Linked DNA regions of Homo sapiens: all the other regions are linked to region 2. A link is a contact called in ENCODE Hi-C data. All regions are on one chromosome and are shown on one strand. Each heading gives the region's core, a stretch centred on a gene start or an enhancer-like site at or near the end of the contact. The rest is flanking DNA. Distances are from core to core; before and after follow the strand shown. Region 1 overlaps JAZF1 (JAZF zinc finger 1). Region 2 holds the start of SKAP2 (src kinase associated phosphoprotein 2). Region 3 overlaps JAZF1 (JAZF zinc finger 1). Region 4 holds the start of SPMIP4 (sperm microtubule inner protein 4). Region 5 holds the start of JAZF1-AS1 (JAZF1 antisense RNA 1).

Region 1 (2,700 bases), core at 174-2,673, 1.3 Mb after region 2:
TAGTGATCACAATGTTCAAGCATGGCAGAGGGCCACTGTCAGGGTCCCTACAGAAGTCTCCAATGGGTAGAGCAGATGGGTTTGAGACCACTAATGACTCTTCTAGTACTTAAGATATGATCATTATACAGCCTCTTCAAGATCCTCTGGTCAAACTTAACCTCATATCCAATAGTCTGATGTTCTGGAGTGAGTGCAGGACTCAAACATTTATTCAACAATCAACCAACTAACTAACCAAACCACATTTACTGAATGTCTCTTGAATGCCAACCATTGTGCCATACAGGTGAAAAAGGAATTCCACTCACATTCTCTGGCCAATGGGATCCTTTATTTTTCTGCTTGATCTTATTAATCTATCACTGAGCAACCTTAGGCTGCTGCTGACAATTAATACTAAATAATTATTTATGATTCCCTATTCCTACCTTTTATTAATTATGGTACTTAATTTCTCAGTTTCAAAATTTCTGTAACATCATTGATTATAAATATATTCTATTTCCTACTAAGATGATGCCTACAATATTGAAAAAAAAAGGGGGCTCTCAATGATAGAAGGAAAAAATGGCCTTTTCTCCTAAAAACAATTATATTCAAAATAGACAAAACATACTAGGGAGAGAAAAAGGCAAAACATTAAAAAAAAAGAAAAGTAAAAGCTTAGAAGTAGATACAGTAAGATATTTGCAATTGCTATCTGCCCTTGCTCACTAAAACTAAAAATAAAATTGGCTTGCGGTTTACTAAATTTGGTTGCAAGTACTTTTCCCCACCAAACCACTCTGCAATCACATCAGTCACTAATGAAAATGATTGGGAGGGGGGATGGAAAGGAGGCTGCAGTAAAAACACACTGTATATTTTCTGGAACATATGATGAAACAGAAGGTTTCACTTCTTGTTTCAACCATTTTAGCACCTTCTCCTTTTACTCAATTTCAGGGCATGAAAGAGACTGGGCAGTTGTGCAGAATATGAGGAGAACTCATTTTGAGAGAAGATTAAAACCTGGCCCACTAATAAACTATCTTCAGTTACTGTACACATCAGTCAAACCAAATAATTCACTCTCAGTTTAACTCATTCTACAGGGCTCTGGAATAATACATCACTCTTCTGATAGAGGCACAAGTCCATTAATTACCAAACTGTGCTGCCACAGAGTTATACGGTCTTCATTCTTCCCCTATAAAGTGTGTTTTAGTTTTCGAGGCAAGAGGAGAAATTCAGAGGGGAAATGAGTAATTTAGGAACCTTTTACAGCTCTCTGGCCTGCACTAAGTAATCCTTTCTTCCCTTTCAGAGTTAATCATCAAAGGTACTGAACACAGTATGGAGGGCCTGGCCACCCATGCCCATTCAGCAACTACAACCTCCACCTAAATTCAGAATTATCATACAAGAAATGACCCATGCAGAAGAGACCAAGAGAAACAACCACATCTAGGCTGTGACAGCACAGAATGTATGTGTGTGTCTGTGTGTGTGTGCACGCGCACATGGGAAGTATAGGAACCAAATACCTGGGTCCAAATTCTAACCCTGCTTCTTCCTGGGAAGATGATCTTGTGCAAATTAACCTCACAATGCCTCTGCTTTTTGATCTGGAAAATTATCTTAAGGGTATAAGGGTACCTACCTGATAAGGTGTCTATGAGGTTACATAAGCTAATGTAGGTAATGTCCAAATCACAGTAGCTGGTATGTACATATACATACACCCTTGATAGATACCTTATTCATTCAATCCAAATTGCCACTCACTCCAGCACACTGGTATCTCTGGCTGCCAAGAGTTATGCAACAACATACTTAAACACCAAATCATCTAAATCATTTGGGTGGAACCATCGATCCTTAACCAGGCTTGTGAAAGGTTCTCTTGGCTCTGTTTACTTTGGACAGGCATCAAGCGTCTGTTTTCCTCAGAATCTGAAAGTCACTGGGTCAAGGCTGTAGAGGCCCCTTTTCACACAGAGGAACCAGTCAAGGACTGAGATTGCTCTGTGTGGTGGTGGTGGTCACCTGGCCAATTGCATGGGGAGTCACTTCGTGGCTTTGGCAGAGTCTGCCACTGTCTGCTAGAATAAATGTGGAGCCAAAATATGATTTGTCTATTTTGACTTGTGTACATTTTCTGAGTACAAGAGACTATTGATAAGAAGTTTAGGTAAGTGGAGAAAATGTTTGTTGATTCCCCAGAAAGCACAAAATGTTCATTCAGTGAAGAGAGAAGACCATTCGCTCATTATAGTTATGAATTAACGCTACATCTTCTACAGCAGAGGTTCCCAAGAGTGTATTGAAATTACCTGGGAATTTGTTGAAACACAAATTGCTGGGTCTCAGCCCCATAGTTTCTGATTTCGTAGGTGTGGGGCAAGAGGACACAGTGTTGAGAATCTGCACATCTAATACAATAATCCAGAAAATACTGCTGCTGCTTGTCCAGAGACCACTCTTGGAGACCACTGCTCTATAAGCAAGAGTACGTCACCAAGAAATTTAAATTCAGATCCTAGAACTAGAACACTACCAAGCAAGGGGGGAAATCATTCTTATGAGACAGTCATTGAATGAATGCATGAATCAAAGGGCAGATAAATACCTTCTCTTCCATCATATGCTACATTTCCCATATTTGTTTATACCGGACTCCATACTACGTATAAATAAAGACAGTCTTCAATATCC
Region 2 (2,734 bases), core at 69-2,568:
TGTCATCAAATGTCACATTTTAGATGACATTGCTTTTTAAGAGCTAGAATAAGCAATCTGTAATCTAGTTATTCATAAGCAATACTGAGAGATAAATATTTTATAGACATCTAAAACTAAAAATCAAAATTCAGTTTCCAGAATTCTGACGTACACAAGACAAAATAAATGATGGTTGAAATTCCAGAACATTGAGATAGGTAAGATTTGTGCTACCTTAAAAACATATATTTTCTACCTTGTACAGAAATATAAATTATTGGTTCTTAGTGAACATACACACCTCCGTATCCAGTAAATTAATGAACTAGTAGTGGATTCATAATGCTACTGAAGAACCACGTTTTTAGCTCCTAAAATAAGTTCCTATAAATGGTAATGTAAAACTGAAAAAGGGAAGATAAGGGTACAAAGATGAAGTACTTTCATCGTGTCACACAGGAAGTAGAACTTTAACATATCCTTCCTTTTTTGCTTTAATATATTACTGAGGCTGGGGACAAGTGGCCATTTGAGAACCAGACCTTCTTCAAAAGTCTTAAACGTGAGTGAGCTGAATGTTTAAGAAAAACGGGAGTTTTAGAAATGACAAACTCTTTCACCCCATAACCCCTAACACCTGTGGCTCTGACAGCTCTTTGCATCTCTACATCCTCTACCTCCATTGGCCAGACCACCCAAGAACTACTTATTTGACTTCTGCTCCCTTCTGCTTGCTCACGCAGCATTCATTATCATTATCATTCTCTCTCCCTCTTCCACTCTTCCTCCCCCGCCCTTCTGTCACACACACACACACACACACACACACACCGTCTTCACAATGCACATAGAAACGTCCTGATCCCATTTGTGTAGATCACCAAAAAGGGCTTCGCCACCATCCCCGCACCAAATTTCAACACACACGTCCACTCCCTTTCTGAGACAAAACAACCCCTCTCCTCTCCTCCCTGTGCCGACCCCACTGGCTAGAAGACGTGGGAAGCGCGGGGAGGGAGGATAAGGGCTCTGAATGCTTCTGTCCCCACCGGCTCACCGTTCCCTCGCCCCCGCCCCGACAGCATTATCGCCGCCTTCCCGCTCTTTACCTGCCAACAGGTTCCTAATTTCCTCAGGGAGGGGGTAGGGAGAGGAGGTGCTGCTGGGGTTGGGCATGTTAGGGAGCGCAGGGCGTGCGGGGAAAGGACCTGCGCTGAAAAGGTGACCGACGGGGTGGGGCTGCGGCTGCGACCTAGACTCAGGCTAGCGGCCCGGATTAAGAACAGCGGGGCTACGAGTCGGGACACTGCCGGGCCGGGGCTCACAACAAGGAAGTCACTGAATCTCCAGCGAGCTGCAGCTGGACTGTCGGCCCAGCCCCGCCCAGAGGGCCGGGGCGGGGAGATGGGTGGGAAGGGACACGAAGGGCCTGAGGGGTCCAACTGCGCATGTGTATTCCTCGGTTTTCCCGGCCCCAGAAGAAAGAGCCTGTGGGCAAGCCACGCCCACCGCTACGCCGGGAAGCAGGAGGAGGAGCCACTGGTGGGAAGGGGGCGGACTGAGGCTGCGTCACCTGATGCTGCGTCACCTGATCCAGCGTCCGGAGCGCCTTACAGCCATTTTCGGTACTGGTGCCATCACAACTGCTGATCGTTTCTGCAGGATTCCAGAAAATAATGTATCCATGATACAGAGTGTATACAAGTTTTGCGATTACGCCTTCTGCGTAACAGTCAGTCCCACCGCAGTTTAACCCACAAGGAATTTTCTCTTGTCCTAAACTATTATGGCCTTCTTTGTCCGATTGAACGGAGGTAACGAAGTCTCGTCTTCCGCCAGTCGTCCGGGCGAAGCCAGTCTGGAGCCGCTCCGGAGCGCGCGTTGTGATTGGCTCTTACATTACTTTTCTACCTAATTCGTATCCTTGGGGTGACAGATTTTCCCCACTACAAGGAAGACTGGGAAGTTCTAAGCACCGTCCTTTGGCAGGAAAAAACAAACAAAACAAAACAAAAAAACAGAAGGCCGAATAGACATTGGCACCACTGTCCATCTACAAGCATCAAAAATAAAATTGCTGGTGGTGGTTAGTAGAATAAAATTATAAAATCTGCTCACTCCAACTTGACCATTTAGTCAACAAATACTTACTGTCTTCTATCTGTAAAGCTTCTTAAAAGTTTTCTCTTTTAAAAAAAATGGCTTCTTTAAAACCTTTAACAGGCATACATCTTTGTGCTTCCCAGATATTGCATTTTTTAACAAATTGAAGGTTTGTGGCAACCCTGCATCAAGCAAATCTGTGGGCGCCATTTTTCCAAAAGCATGTGCTCAGTTCATGTCTCTGTCACATTTTGGTGATTCTAACAATATTTCAAACTTTTTCATTATTATTGTATATGTTATGGTGATCTTTGAAGTTACTATTATAATTACTTTGGGACATCACAAACAGCACCCATATAAGACAGCGACTGTAATCCATAAATGTGTGTGTTCTGACTGCTCTACCAACCCTATACCTTCCTCCATATCTCTCCCTCTCTTGGGCCTCCCCATTCCTTGAGACACAACAATATTGACATTAAGCCAATTAATAACCCTACGATGGCCTCTGAGTGTTCCAGTAAAAGAATCATTTTACTTTAAATCAAAAGCTTACTTTAAATCAAAAGCTAGAAATGATTAAGCTTAGTGAGGAAGGCATATTGAAAGCCGAGACAGACCAAAAGCTAGGGCTCTTGCACCAAAC
Region 3 (2,700 bases), core at 171-2,670, 1.0 Mb after region 2:
GCGCCTGACTCACTTGGGTTTTAGAGCAGGAAGGAACCTTGGTTAAGTCAGATCATCAGGTCCAGCCCCCTCATTTGTTACAGTAACTGTGAACTGAGGTGGTGTGACCTGTTTGAGGTCATTTAGGATAGTGGCAGAGCTGGCATCAGGGCCCAGTCAAGCCTGGGGATGCTGTCATGGTTTTCACAGTTGAAAGTGTTCAGGGAGCTGGAGCATGGGGACTGGGGAAATGCAGTGAGAACTCCTCTGGCGGTTTACATGGGGGCAGTGGGCAGCTGGGAGAACAAAAGGCTCATCCTCTCAATGTCAGTCCATCCTGCTGTGTGGGACCACTGGGCTCCCCGGTTGTGGCAGGGGAGGTCTCTGGAATTGTAGCCCCACTGGGCTACGATCTGGGAAAGGCTGGCTGTGCCCACCTCCCAGAATTCTCTCTGCTTTGCAATGGTGACACTGCTCTGATCTGGCAGCCGCCGTGTGCTGGAGCTGGCTCATACTGGGTTGTGAAAGCTGACTTAAATTTTCAGGGATTTGGTGAGTCTGTTGTTAAACACAGCCGTTATTAAAAACTAAATGACGTAAATAATTAAATCAAGTGCTTTGTTAAAAACAAGGATATTTAACTCAAGGCTCATCACTTATTTTATTGAATTTTAATATTATCTATATTCTTGTTATTTACATTAACATTTTATCTATTTGGTAGAATTATTTATAACTATATTCTGTATAATGCAAAGTAACCTACTCTGTGTTCAGTAACATGTGGGTAGCTTGAAATTGGCTATGGCAGGAGTATTTACACCACAGAAACTGGCAATAACACAAATTGAGACTTTTTTCCTCCCCAAGTCAGTTCAACATTTGCCAGTACACCTTCTAGTGATTATTATTTTTTAATGTGGGGAAAAAAAAGCATTTGAACCGGGCTTCTTGCCTACTCACTAAAGGAATTAATCAGGGAAGGAACGAAGAATGAATAAGAAAGTCTTCTTTTTTAAAATTGTAAAAAGTAATATATCTCAGTAAAGAACATTTACAGAACATTTTTTATGGATTTGTGACTTATGTTTAAAAAGTTTTTTAATTGACCAACACACAGGTTAGGAAAAGAAATGAAATAAAGGTATTTTTTAAAATTATGGAATATATATGCAAATCAATATATACATTTCCACACATAAAGATTTTAATAAAATAGAAATCCGTGTACCTACCATTCAGCTTATGAAAAGAATTTTTGATGTTTCCTGTGTAAAAACTTTTTTTTTTTTTTTCTAAGAGACGTATTACCCAGATAAAACTATGGTTGATATTTTAGGGTTTTTCCTTCTAACATTTTTCTACACGTAGAGAACACTGAATATTTCTTAAAGAAAAAAAGTCACTTGAGACTCTTTCACTCACTGTTGACTAACAGCCTGAAAATCTGCGGTCAGGCAAAGCAGTGTTTTCATTTTGAAACTGAAACTGCTGTAAGATTAATTTCAACTTCCCTACAAATCAGAAATGTCTAAGTTACTTTAATTTAATATGGTCATTTGTAGCAATATTTGTTATTGCTAGGGGAAGTACATATTCCTTAAGTAAATTTTCAAGACTCCATTATAAATCTTTTAAATCCTCAGACCACAATGTTCATTCAGTCTGACATGCTCAACGTGGAAACATGAATATAACTCCACAGGGGGAAAATGTCAACTGCTGGTCCAGGGAGACTAGTTTCAACCACAAACTCAGGAAATGTACACTATTTGCTGGAACCTGGGCAGAGACTCCATTGCCACCTCACTCCATGGCCAAAACACCTGAGTCTAAGTGACCTGCTGGGGAAAAAAATCACTTGGCTTTCACTGGATCAGAGAACTCAGAAACTGAAGTGACCACTTGAAACTGCAGTCTCAGAAAAAACTGAAAACTCCAAGATGTGTGGTGTGATGTGGCTGTGATTATGAGACTCTGGAGAGGACACATGGTCCAGAGGCCTGCACTGCATGTCGCCAGGAGGCTTGTTCTGGGGCAAAGAAACTGGTGGCCTCCGGGAGTCACTGTATTCACTTTTGTGGTCCTAGTTTTTCTACCTGTTAAAATTGAGATTTGGTTTTATGGATATATGGAATACATCACTGCTAGGGTCCTTCCCAGTTCTAACAGTGAATGATTCCAGCAATAGCACTGTGCAGTATTTTTCAAACTTTGTTTTGACTTCAACCCATTATAAGAAACGTATCTCACGGTGCGACCTGGTGCGCTCACATGTATAAATAGGCCTGCAACCTGCAATTTTGAGATCTCCAAAGCTCTGAAACCTGAAATTTTTTAAAAATAAAGTTTGGCACTAAAACATCATTGGAAGGCAAACTAACCTGACTGGGTGAAAGGCTACTTACAGATTTTATTGTATTTACTGAAAATATTCATGTGTTTCACTGTATAAATATTAATGTACGTGATTATATGGGGCTGCCCCAGACCCTAATGGGGGTATTATGTAATATGAAGTATTTCTACTATATTATCTTTATGAAATCTAAAAAATTATGAATAATGAAACATTTCTGGACTCAAGGACAAGACATTTTAATATAAATATCTGAAACAGAAATTTCACAAAACAATCTTTACTACATGTGATATACTCTGTCATTTTCCTGTTCTATTTCATTTTAACAAAATATGATGGTCATGACCACCACATTGACT
Region 4 (2,700 bases), core at 42-2,541, 1.7 Mb before region 2:
AAACAAGAAACAGAAGAGCCCCAGAACAATAAATGTTTTTCCTCACATAATAAAATACACGAATACATTAAAACTGCTTTTTCTTGTTTGCTTTTTCTAGTTTTTGTTTTACCTGTCCTCTGAGGCAGTTGGGCGAGTAACCGTCTGGAGGGGGTTGTGCAATTCATTAGAGTAAAAGGTGTTGGACAGTATGTCAGCTCCTTCAAGCTCCCTGCAACAGTAGGGCCTGCCGTGAATGACTTCCATGCTTCTTGGCTAAAAAGGCACAACCTGGAAAAGAAAAGGAGGGCACATTTGGCTTGTCGAGTCAAGGCAGGCAGAAAACACATTTTACACTGCTAAATTGTTCAACCTGACGCTGCACAGACGTCACAGGCTTCCCTCTGCACTGAAAGCCGTCAAATCAGTAATAAATAGAGACCTAAATAAGTTCTATGGAAATAAATTTCAACTGAAACAAATCCACAAAGTGGACGGTGCCTCCAAGTAGTCACCAGAATGATCATCCAGTAGGTTCGTACCAGTCCGCTACTTTGTGGCCATCAACTGACATTCAATTCCTGCCTTAAATTTAACTATAACTATTCAAGAAAACTCACTTGACTTTTAGCCTGTGGTCTTTCCGAAAATTAGAGACTCTTCATTCAACAAAATAAGCGCTGTCCTAAAGCCTTCGGGGATTCTGGACAAGAATCCCTTTGCAGATGGTGGAGTCAGTAGTGCAGCACGAACGGGACCCTAAAGGGGATTCCCGGTTTCCAACTGCGTCGGGGAGAATCCCACCTCTCTCTCGGACTTGGGGGAAGGCCAGGAGCCGGCGTAGCTGGGACCAAGGGTGCCAGGGGTCGAGGCCGAGCCTCACGGGCTGTCACTGCCCTGCAAGCGGTGCCTCGGGGGTCTGGACATACCTGGGACATGAGCCTGGGGGCGCTGCGGGACCGCGCCTCCCCTCCCCTCCCCGCAGCTGGCGGCCTTCGCGGGCCGAGGAATTTTGAGGTCGTCCGCACCTACGGCCCGGTGGAGCTGGCAGGCAGGGGCGGGGGCGGGAGAAGGACGGCGGGCAGGCCGGGGTGGGGTGGGGCTGGGGGCGCTTGTGACGGTGGCCGTGACCGCGGCATTAGGTGATGCGTCCTTGAGGGGCTGGGGGCTTCCGGGCGGCGAGCGGGGCGCAGTAGGAGGCTCTTAGAGACCTCGGAGGAAACCAGCCCAGCGCTACGGGACTGGCAAGAATGCGAAGAGGAACCGAGAGTGAACGGAGTGCGAGGCGCCGGGTCGGAGGCGAGAGGGGCTCTTCCGCCTTGCGACCCCTGGCCCCGCCTCCCGGTCCCTTGCCCCGCCCCTCTCGGCTCACCGCCCTGCCTCCAGTCGGACCCCGCCTTGCCCCACCCGCGCCCCGCCCCCAGGCGCCCTCTAGCGGCGGCGGCGATGGCGATACCAGTTTCTTTTTCCAGGGCTACCAGGTCTGGAGCTGTCTCAGGGCCGGCCAGGGAGCTCTCTCATGTGGACTGGGCGGAGGAGGAAGAGCTCCGGTCCAGTGGAGTCCCTGGTGAGGTCGGAGCATCCGACCTGTCCTCCCTCCCCAGGTCACCTCGCAAAAATTGGGGACAGTGTGGCCAGATAGAGGGTGGAGTCTGCAGGATTCTGAAACTGCAGCCCCTGGCATGGCGCCCTAACAGAGTCTCTGCTCCTTCCCTGGTGGGTGCGGACATGGCAAAGTCCTTTACTTGCCTCGTCCCCAGGGCCTAGCCCCACCTTGATTACCTCAGTTTTCCCCAAAAGATACAAATGTGAGCCATGAATCTGCACCTACAGGGTCATGAGTTCCTGTGATGGCTGACAATAAGGGATGTCACCCCCCCCTCGCCACCTGCCACCCCATCAAGGAATGGGATGTGAGGAGGTTAGGTTGTGTGTATATGTGTGATATGGTTAGGCTTTGTGTCCCCACTCAAATCTCATCTTGAATTGTAATACCCATAATCCCCGCTTGTCAAAGGAGAGACCAGGTGGAAGTAATTGGATCATGGGGGCAGTTTCCCCCATGCTGTTCTCGTAATAGCGAGTGAATTCTCACGAGATCTGATGGTTTTATAAGAGGCTCTTCTCCCTTCTCCCAGCACTTTTCCTTCCTGCCCCCTTGTGGAGAAGGTAACTGCTTCTCCGTGGCCTTCTGCCATGATTGTAAGTTTCCTGAGGCCTCCGCAGCCATGTGAGATTGTGAGTCAACTAAACCTCCTTCGTTTATAAATTACCCAGTCTTGGGCAGTTCTTTACAGCATTGTGAGAAAAGACTAATACAGTGTGGGAGGCTAGAAATGAGCCTGCAGGAACCAGAAGGTGAGGGTGAGAATGACCACCTCTGAGAAGAAGGGCGTTGAAACTGTGTGCCAAAGAGTTAAAGAAAACAGTCATAGAAATTCTTGAGTTTACAGGATGGCAGATAAAAGAAACAAATTGCTGAAATGCTGAAATGCCTGGGCTTGTAGGTTAATAAAACTGGCTGAAATCCACTGGAACATATAAGGCCAACTAGAGTCTGCACAGATCCAGCTTGCTGACCTTACAGCTGAATTTCTACTGCCATGTTTCATACTAACTCCTCACTGAATTTGCACGTGGAACCCTTAGGTAGCATGAAGAAATAAGAGCACATGCGCAAGGACTTTCCAGACTTCCTCTTTCCTTCCACCAAGCACCTGC
Region 5 (2,700 bases), core at 65-2,564, 1.3 Mb after region 2:
CCTGGGGGCAATTTACAGGTTCTCTGGATTAGACAGCCCCATTGGGACATCGCTCGGACCCTTCACCTTCTAGCCCACGCAGGACAACTCGCTGGCGTCGGTCACACCTTCCGCAGGTGGTTGGACCGCCTAAGCCAGATGCACCCGGCCCACCTCCCTTAGCAGGGGTTCCGAATAGAAGTGTGAAAATGTGTGCAATGACTTCTGCAAATCAGAGGACTTGTTGAAAGGTCCAGGGGTCCAGGCGTGAAGGGAAAGCAGCCACCCTGCGGGGCGCCCCCTCCCCGGCGTCTCCCGGGCCCGGGGCGCTGCGCAGGCCGCCGCCGATCCCAGGGCGCAGCCAGCGCACCTCGGGCCTAGCACCATTAGAAAGGCAAATCGCAGAGCCGGGGTGCATTTAAATGCCCGGCCATGGGCCCTGGGGGTGTCTCTCCAGCGGGCGCCGCCGCAGGGGCCTCCAGGGCGCGTCGACCCCGGGGCGCTGGGCGCGGCCCGCGGGCGCACCCAAGACCTCAGCCCGCAGCGCCCGGGCGTCCGCGCCAGGCCGGGGCAGGGGAGGGCACCCAGAGCCCCCGGGCCCGCGTCCCCGGCCCCGCCCGGGCCCCTCGGCCGCCTCCCAGGGAGAGGGCAAGCTCCCCGGCCCCCGCCCGCGGCCGCCGGCCCCGGCCCCCTCCCGACGCACCACACCTAGCAACCGGCGCTGACAGGACGCAGTGGCGGCGGCGGCGGCGGGAGGAGGAAGCGGAATGGCTGCCGCGGTGGAGCCACCCCCGCCCCCCCGCTCCACCTCCCCGCGGCTGCAGCCGCCGCCGAGCCCTGACAGCTCGAGCCGGGGCGGAAGCGCCCGGCGGCGTGCAGCGCCCGCCCCCCGCTGCCCTCAGCGCCTCGGGCTACTCCGACCACCCGGGCCAACTAACTCCGCGACCCTGCCCAGCGCCCAGCTCCCGCCGCCCGCCGCGCCCTCCGCCCCGCGCCCCGCGCGCCGGCACTCGGCCCCGCCGCCGCAACCCCGCCGCCCCGCCGCGGCGCTCCCCGCTCCCACCACTTCGCAGCCCGCGTGCACGCCCCTGAGTCCCCCAGCCGCCCGCCCGCCCGCCCGCGGCACCTCGGGGCGCCCGCCCCCTCCCCCACCCGAGCCCGCTCCCCGCCCCCCGGCACCTCGCGCCCCCGCATCCCGCCACCCCCACCTCGGGGCTCGCACGCGCCCTCCCCGCCCTGCCGCCTCCCTCCCCGCCGGCCACCCCTGGCCATTCCGGGGCTCCCCGCCCGGGCAGGAGTTTCCGCGCGCCTGGCACCCCCGCCCACCCCCGGGCCATTTACCGATGTGGTTGTCCTCGATGTGCTCGATGAGGTCGGCCAGGGTGGGGAAGTGGAGTCCGCAGCCCCCGAATCGGCAGGTATTGGAGAAGAAGGAGGCGGCGGCGATGCCTGTCATGGTGCTACATCGAGAGCCCCCCTGGTGTCGGCTCTGCGAGCGCCGGGCGGGCGAGGGAGGGAGGGAGGCCGGGTGGGGTGAGGAGAGGAGGGGCTGGGGGAGGGGGAGAGAGGCGGGGTGAGGGGAGCGGCGAGGACGGGACGGAGGGAGAGGGGGCGAGAGAGATGGAAGGAGAGCGAGGAGCCACCGGGAGGCAGAGGGGAGGCGGCGGCTGCGGCGGCGGCGTCGGGAGCGGCGGGGGGAGGGCGGGGGCGGGGGCGGGGGGGGAAGGCCGCCGCAGCTGGGAGGAGGGACCAGGGCGCGCGGCTACAGCTGTGCGGCCCCAACCTCAGCGCGCGGACCCAGGCCTCACCTGCGAGCCCTGCCACCAACTTTATCTCGCTAGGCCTGCCCTTTACGGCTTGCCATCCGTGCCATCTGTTTGGAGCCTCCTTGGTTATGTATATGACGTTCTTAATACACCCACATCGATTAATTACACCTACCTCCCTGCGAGGAGAACTCAGGGAGTTACCCTGGTCCCTCTCAGGGACATTTTTTTGTACTCAGCCACCTGTCTAGGTGTGACACATTCACAGGGGACCCAGGAAAGGTAATTGTGTGCACCTTCTTCTTTAAACCTTCTTTAGAAAAAGTACACATTCTCCGGAGGTTTGTACTAACTAATTGATTTTAATGAAGCTTTCCCTCTAGGCCAGAAAAAAATCTTAGCTTTATTTAAATTTCAAAATAGAGTGCTTGGTTGTCAAGTGCATTTGCCTGTGTTTTACATATGTGCCACGTTTTTTATACTCCCTGCTCCTTCTAGGAAAACAAAAACTAAAATAATTTCATCACCCGAAATTACAGCACCCTACTGCACCCACTCCACCATCTCAGGTCTGGTAATTAACCCATCCTCGTTTCAGCCACTGCAGAAAGGACAGTGCATTGGTTAAGGCTAGAAGGAGCGGAAACAACGGCAAGGGACATAGTGACTCTTCATTTAAAAAGGAAGCGATTTCATCCTGTGAGCATTTAAAGCATAATGTTGACCAGGTAACCACTTAAGGTGAATTTAGTAGCTTCCCTGAAAACCAGCATTTTGCTGAGAATCAATTACTTTCTTGTCCCCACCCCCTCCTCCAGTTGCAGTCATATTTCTTCTGTAAAGTGTGTATTTTCCAGTAGCACTTTTCCAGGTGTCTAAGAAATATTACACATTATCAGCAGTTTATGACCCAACAGTACATTTTTTTTATTAATATTAATATATGCATACTGAA

Evidence for each region. Hi-C counts contacts between places; a loop is a spot of excess contacts on that map. Pooled maps may share reads with other maps.
Region 1: a loop to region 2 is called in a map with no recorded cell type, with 11 times the contacts of the local background. The contact joins the enhancer-like site here to the promoter of SKAP2 in region 2. A Hi-C loop is called at or near these places in 3 of 37 single-sample maps with no recorded cell type and 3 of 50 pooled maps.
Region 3: a map with no recorded cell type shows a loop between it and region 2 (9-fold over the local background). The contact joins the enhancer-like site here to the promoter of SKAP2 in region 2. A Hi-C loop is called at or near these places in 2 of 37 single-sample maps with no recorded cell type and 10 of 50 pooled maps.
Region 4: a loop to region 2 is called in a map with no recorded cell type, with 9 times the contacts of the local background. The contact joins the promoter of SPMIP4 here to the promoter of SKAP2 in region 2. A Hi-C loop is called at or near these places in 3 of 37 single-sample maps with no recorded cell type and 8 of 50 pooled maps.
Region 5: a loop to region 2 is called in a map of CD8-positive, alpha-beta T cell, with 28 times the contacts of the local background. The contact joins the promoter of JAZF1-AS1 here to the promoter of SKAP2 in region 2. A Hi-C loop is called at or near these places in 4 of 168 maps with a recorded cell type or tissue (CD4-positive, alpha-beta memory T cell, CD8-positive, alpha-beta T cell and naive thymus-derived CD4-positive, alpha-beta T cell) and 12 of 50 pooled maps.

What each region holds. Positions count from the first base shown.
Region 1 is chr7:28,154,296-28,156,995 of GRCh38, forward strand. All of the region lies in intron 1 of JAZF1 (JAZF zinc finger 1), which reads right to left. Among named protein-coding and RNA genes, the nearest start is that of JAZF1-AS1, 25 kb to the right of the region's middle. Within about 2 kb of position 1,424, at least 3 of the 41 ENCODE cell types and tissues checked have a DNase peak (open chromatin) inside an H3K27ac peak, as active enhancers do.
Region 2 is chr7:26,863,272-26,866,005 of GRCh38, forward strand. SKAP2 (src kinase associated phosphoprotein 2) reads right to left here and starts at 1,319. Exons shown (of 13, transcript NM_003930.5): 1 at 1,092-1,319. The coding sequence starts at 1,158. RefSeq lists an enhancer at 1,557-1,886.
Region 3 is chr7:27,899,716-27,902,415 of GRCh38, forward strand. The region is part of intron 2 of JAZF1 (JAZF zinc finger 1); the gene reads right to left. Among named protein-coding and RNA genes, the nearest start is that of TAX1BP1-AS1, 160 kb to the left of the region's middle. Within about 2 kb of position 1,421, at least 9 of the 41 ENCODE cell types and tissues checked have a DNase peak (open chromatin) inside an H3K27ac peak, as active enhancers do.
Region 4 is chr7:25,179,063-25,181,762 of GRCh38, forward strand. SPMIP4 (sperm microtubule inner protein 4) reads right to left here and starts at 1,292. Exons shown (of 10, transcript NM_138811.4): 1 at 600-1,292; 2 at 113-270. The coding sequence starts at 246. All of the region lies in intron 1 of LOC124901603 (a long non-coding RNA gene), which reads left to right. RefSeq lists silencers at 798-1,077, 1,138-1,527.
Region 5 is chr7:28,179,143-28,181,842 of GRCh38, forward strand. It overlaps JAZF1-AS1 (JAZF1 antisense RNA 1), which reads left to right and starts at 1,315. Exons shown (of 4, transcript NR_034097.1): 1 at 1,315-1,397. It overlaps JAZF1 (JAZF zinc finger 1), which reads right to left and starts at 1,653. Exons shown (of 5, transcript NM_175061.4): 1 at 1,321-1,653. The coding sequence starts at 1,435. RefSeq lists enhancers at 1-373, 374-873 and a silencer at 728-847.